Linked DNA regions of Homo sapiens: region 2 is linked to region 1. The links are chromatin loops, found by intact Hi-C in ENCODE. Cell type or tissue: OCI-LY7. All regions are shown on one strand. Each heading gives the region's core, and the rest is flanking DNA. Links, peaks and the distances in the headings are about the cores only. Region 1 overlaps SULT6B1 (sulfotransferase family 6B member 1). Region 2 overlaps PRKD3 (protein kinase D3).

The links. Peaks named below come from ENCODE experiments on the same cell type or tissue, not always from the same donor. Only the 100,000 strongest peaks of a DNase experiment are listed, where the experiment ranks them.
Region 2: it touches region 1 in a loop (2.8-fold over the local background); 4 of 110 quality-filtered maps call a loop at or near these places.

What each region holds. Positions count from the first base shown.
Region 1 is chr2:37,166,800-37,169,724 of GRCh38, forward strand. SULT6B1 (sulfotransferase family 6B member 1) reads right to left here. Exons shown (of 7, transcript NM_001367551.1): 7 at 1,021-1,266. The coding sequence ends at 1,136. Among named protein-coding and RNA genes, the nearest start is that of EIF2AK2, 11 kb to the left of the region's middle. In OCI-LY7, for the core only: CTCF peaks have their summits at 1,783 (motif pointing right) and 1,983; a DNase peak (open chromatin) is centred at 1,762.
Region 2 is chr2:37,262,364-37,265,288 of GRCh38, forward strand. All of the region lies in intron 14 of PRKD3 (protein kinase D3), which reads right to left. It also overlaps a transcript of NDUFAF7 not described here. Among named protein-coding and RNA genes, the nearest start is that of NDUFAF7, 32 kb to the left of the region's middle. In OCI-LY7, for the core only: a CTCF peak has its summit at 1,661 (motif pointing left); no DNase peak of the experiment used is centred there; H3K4me3 peaks cover 496 bases; H3K27ac peaks cover 626 bases.

The DNA of each region.
Region 1 (2,925 bases), core at 260-2,759:
CCAGGCTGGTCTTGAACTCCTGATGTCAAGTGATCTGCCCGCCTCAGCCTCCCAAAGTGCTGGGATACAGGCATGAGCCACCTCGCCCAGCCAGGATTCTTTCTTTTTAGAACATTTTCTGTCTTGTTAGTTCCACATGCCTACTTGAGGCTCTGTGGTAGAAAAAGTCTTGATGGGCCGGGCGTCGTGGCTCATGCCTATAATCCCAACACTTTGGGAGGCCAAGGCAAGTGGATCACCTGAGGTCAGGAGGTCAAGACCATCCTGGCCAACATGGGAGAAACCCTGCCTCTACTAAAAATACAAAAATTAGCCAGGCGTGGTGGTGCGTGCCTGTAAACCCAGCTACTCAGGAGGCCGAGGCAGGATAATCACTTGAACCTGGGAGGTGGAGGTTGCAGTGAGCCGAGATTGCGCCACTGCACCCCAGCCTGGGTGACAGAGTGAGACTTTGTCTCAAAAAAAAAGAAAAAGAAAAAGAAAAAGTCTTTACGGTAAAATAACACAATCTCTTACCTTTAGCTTTGAATTAAAGGTCATATTAAGTAGAAATATAAGGTCCCTTGAGAAGGGGCCTTCCTAAGGCCTACTGCAATGGCATACATGGAGCAGATTAGCAATGCATTTTTCTTGAACCAAATTAGAATGGAATTTATTGCAGAGTTGGAATTAACTCTCCCCCAACATTGTCTGAGATAGCCACCCCAAGTGCTTTTATCCATAGTAAGAAAGGAGTTATATTACGAGCAAAGTACAGAAAATTGTGCACCATTTGGAGGCCTGTGTCATCTATGGCCAAACACAGCTTTAGGTATGTCTCTGATAGTATCTCCTTACCCTCTTACGTGAACCTAGAGCACAAAATAAGTTAAAACTCCAGTGTGATGTATTAATAATAGTGTCCCTTTGGGACTGCTGAAATATCCTTTCTTGAAAAAGTGAACAAACTTATATTTGTGCTCAAAAATGTCCGATGTTATCATTATTATTAAATTGTATTATTATTTTGTATTGTATTATTTAGATTTCAATATTGTTTAATTATTATTTGATTATTTGATTGAATTATCATTTAATTATTTACACTTAATTATTATTAAGGAAAATAAATCTAGGCCTGCTGAATTGACTGGAATCAACCCTGGCAATATGATTCATACTTCAACTTTGCTCCGAGGGAGGTGCCTGCTAAGCACTCTTTGAATTTTTCATCCATTTCCTGGTTCTGAATTTCACTGAACAAATTTTTCCAATCACCAACTTCACCTACAACACACAAAAAACAGTAGACCCAGATATCTGTTAGAATATTTCTTCATGATTTTACCATTTTCAGTGCAATATTTCACTCTGATATGTTAAAATGGACACATGGAAAAAAGCTTTACACTCTTTATTTAGTTTTTTTCAGACGGTGTCTCGCTCTGTTGCCCAGGCTGGAGTGCCGTGGTGCGATCTTCAAGCAATTCTCCCTGCCTTAGCCTACCGAGTAGCTGGGATTACCGGCGCCCGCCACCACACCCGGCTAATGTATTTTTAGTAGAGATGGGGTTTCGCAATGCTGGCCAGGCTTGTCTCGAACTCCTGACCTCAGGTGATCCGCCAGCCTCGGCCTCCCAAAGTGCTAGGTACAGGCGTGAGCTACTGCGCCCAGCCAAAAGTTTTACACTCTTAAAACCTAATGTGATTTCTGTTGTAAAATTAACAATATCCATTGGGACTCCACCATCTGTGGTGTGGGAGGTGACATGTTTTCTTTACATCACTAGGGGGAGCCATCAGCCTCAGTGATACCCTAACCCTATTCCTCTCCAAACACCTAGAACTTAAAATTCCACTTTTTGAGAATGATATTTTTCTCTGTAAAGTCTCTTAAAGACTTTAAATACCCTTTGAAAGTTAACATTTTATAGCAAGTTTTCGTTAAGACCTCAGATACTGATAATTTTGCAAAAATGTATTATTTTGCCTGAGTTTGGGATGTTTTTTCTTACTGGCTGTTACCAGTAAAGAAAGTTACTTTTTTCTTAAAGATCTTTTGATCATTTAGGTTGAAGTTGTAAGTTCCATATTGCATAGCTGTTGAAATGTACGTTAATAAAGAGTTTAATGACATGAAGAAACGCTTACAATATATTAAGGGAATAAAAGAAAACACAAAACTGTTTACAAATGTCATCAGCTATATAAAACGTCACAGAATAAGGGTGGAAGAAAATATGCCAGAAAGTTAAACCTACCTCTGGTGGAAGAAATTTGGATAATTTTAATACTTTTTCACATTTTTCTATGCTTTATGAATTTTCTACAGGGAATATCATACGTTTTTAAAACTATTACTTTATTTACCTTAGAATTGTCCTATTCTAAATAACACTTAATTAACAATAGATAGAAAGGTTCTATTTCCTACCTCCTGAAAGCTGATTAAACAAGCCATAAAAATGGGGGTTAGTCAAGAATCTAACCAAAGTTAGGTTTACATTCAATGTTCCGCTTACAGTAGATTTTAAAAATGGATTTTCATTTGAAAAAGTACAGTAGAGTCATGTCTAGGCTCACATCCTGACTCCACTGTTTATTAGCTATGTGACAATGGAAAATTAATATTCCTGAGCTTTGATTCCTACATTTAGAAAATTAAGAACTTCAGTGGGTTTTTTGGTTTGTTTGTTTTTGTTTTCTTGTTTTTGTTTTTGTTTTTGTTTGAGACAGAGTCTGGCTCTGTCACCCAGGCTGGAGTGCAGTGGTGCAATCTTGGCTCACTGCAACCTCCACCTCCCAGGTTCAAGCAGTTCTCTGACTCAGCCTCCCAAGTAGCTGGAATTACAGGCGCCCGCCACCACGTCCAGCCCGAGCTAATTTTTATATTTTTGGTAGAGACAGGGTTTCACCATCTTCGCCAGGCTGGTCTTGAACTCCTGA
Region 2 (2,925 bases), core at 255-2,754, 96 kb after region 1:
GATTGTTTCAGTTATTTTAGCTCAATATCTGCATCATAGTAGGTGTTTTCAAAAATGTTTAGAAAGTGAAATAACAACAAATGCAAAATAGACTTGTTTGCTAATCATTTTAAACCCATTTTATGAGATCGTTTTCCAAGCAGCAAAATACAAAATGACAACATTTTATAGTAGATAAATGAAACTCAAATACCCCATAGTGGTGGGGTGTGACAATGGCAATAAGCAGTGTAAGATTCAGAATATTATAACTTTTATCAACAGAGGTTGAAATGTGACTGTTTTGCTAGGCCATAGTTGGCTGGCTCTATGCTTTTTCCCCCCTGCCCTCCTTTAAAAACACGTGGACACACAAAAATAGAAGTATGCTGTAACATTATTTTTCTCCCTTAACAACTTCCTCTATTGGTTTACATTTTCTATTTCCTCTGGAGTATGTTTTAGTAAGTTATACTTTCATTGAGAATTACCCATTTTCTCCAAGTTTCCAAATTTATCTGATAGAGATGAGCAAAGTATCCTAAGATTCCTTCCCCCCCCCGTATTTGTGGTTATCTCCCTAAGATCATTTTGTATATTCTTCTTTGCTTAGGATGGCCATTTTATTTTTACATACCTCCTCCCTTCCCCCACACAGCAAACCAGCTTTTGGCTTTATTATTTCTTTTCTGTATTTATTAATTTTCATTTTTGATCTGTTATTCCTTTCTGCTTTCTTTAGGTTTATTTTATTGTTCATTCTTCAACTCCTTGAGTTAGATTCTTAATTCACTTATTTTCATTCTTTCTTGCTTAATATTTGAGGTTATAAAGCTTTTTCTGAAAGACAGTACAAAGGCGCTGATATATATGCAGTATTTTCAGGTTTTCTAAATATTCTGAAATTTTGATTTCGCTCTTTGATTCAAAAATTAGTATTTTAAAGTTTTCATGTAGGAGCTTGTTTTCTGATTTTGTAATTTATTTCTGCTTTAATGCATTGAGATCAAAGAATACTGTTTATACGACTGCTTTTTTGAATTAATGAGGCATTCTTTGTTTTTAGGGTACAGAGGTCAGTATAATCTGCTTAGATCTACCTTACTATGTTTAGACCTTGTACGTTCTTAATTATTTTTGTCTACTCCATTTCTCATGGACTACTGATGTGTTTGTCTGTTTCTCCTTGTTTTTAGTTTTTCTTTATAAATGTTTATGGTGTTATTTGGTGTAGTATGATTTTCACTCTTCCACTGTTAAAGTGGCCTTCTTTCATTTCATTTAATGTGTTTTCCCTTGAGTTAAATCTTATCAGATCATGACCCTCAAATGGCTTTTTGTTTGGAGAAGGGACCTTTGGAGGACATAAGGGCTGCAGATTTCAGAAAGAATCAGCAAAAACAGTTGTGTTGTCTCTTCCTGAAGAGACATGCACCTCTGCTTCATCTTCACTGTTGTTGGAAATCTACATGATTTTATAGTTTTGAATTCTCATCTTTTTTTTAAAGTATGCTCACTTCTGTTAATCATTTTTCTTATAGCTTTGGGGTAGCTTCCAAGATGAGAACGGGAAAATGCTGAATTTACACCACAATGTTCAAACCAGAAATTTCCCTCTAGGTTTTTGATAACGTTTTCTAATTACATAGGTACCTACAAGAACACCACACCTTTTCTCCCACTACTCTACTACCCTCTTCAGGCAAGACAGCAAAAGAAACATTTTACATTACCACATAATCTAGGAAACAAAAGGAACCTCCCCTCCCCAATTTTTTTCCTGCTCTACAACATCCTCCCTAGATGTGGCCAGGTTGACAGTTTATGTAGGCATGGCTCTTTTTCTGTGTAACTGTATATAGACATACATAATGTACACATTACTTTAAAAAGTTAAAGGGAGTCATTCCAAAGTTTTTTTCAATCTAACAATGTATTGTAATTTCCCACATAATACATTTATTCATTAAATATTAAATAAGAATTTGCCGTGTACCCAGTACTATGTGGGTATTCTGGATTCATTATTAAACAAAACTTGACAAAGATGCCTTGTCTCGCAGAGCTTATAAATTGCAGCAAGGTGAGACAGACAATGGGAAATAAAATAGTAAATTACCTAGTATGAAGGTGATAAGTGCCATGGAGAAAAGAAAAAGAGTTAAGGTAGGGGAGTGGAGGGGTGGGAGGGTGGGTTTAATGCTGAATAGAATGTGGAGGCTTCATTGAGGAAATGATATTTGGGCAAAATCCTGACGGAGACAAGGGAGTATGACATGCAGATATTTGAGGGAGAAAGCATTCCAGGCAGAGGAAACAGCTAATGCAAAGCCTTTTGAGACAGAAGCATGTCTGGCATGTTTGAGATATAGCAAGAAAGTCAACATGGCTATTTTTGGGGGGGAAAAAAAAAGACTCAATTTGTTGTGTATATTGTCTGCAGTGGGATCTTTTTCAAGTGATTTTGATTCACTTTCATAAAGAATAATCACAGGTATCTAAAAATGGGATGTGCTCATTTCTGTTAAACAGAATTACAAAGCCTGTCACCAAGAGCTCAAGAGATTGGATACTCCGGGATAAACTGTAAGGTCACTTCTAAATCAGTGATCCTGTGATTTTTCCTCCTTGCCACCGGAAAGGCCAAAGCTGTAGTCTTAATAATAATATGCGCAATCTTCACCCCATCTTTTCTCTAAGTATGTGGGCATGGGAAAGAAAAGCTATGGACGCCTCTAGGGATGCAGGTAAAGGTATCAACAGCAGGATGAACTACAGGAGTTCAGACAGCCTTTCAGGTTTGGGTGATGAGGGAGGACTACAGGTAAGAATGACACGGGGCAAAGATGGAAAAGGAAAGATGATACAGTTGGATGGGGAAGAGGAGAGCCAAAAGGTGGTGTGAGTGCGTTTAACAGTGTAGTAGGTTACTTCCAACCCATGTGA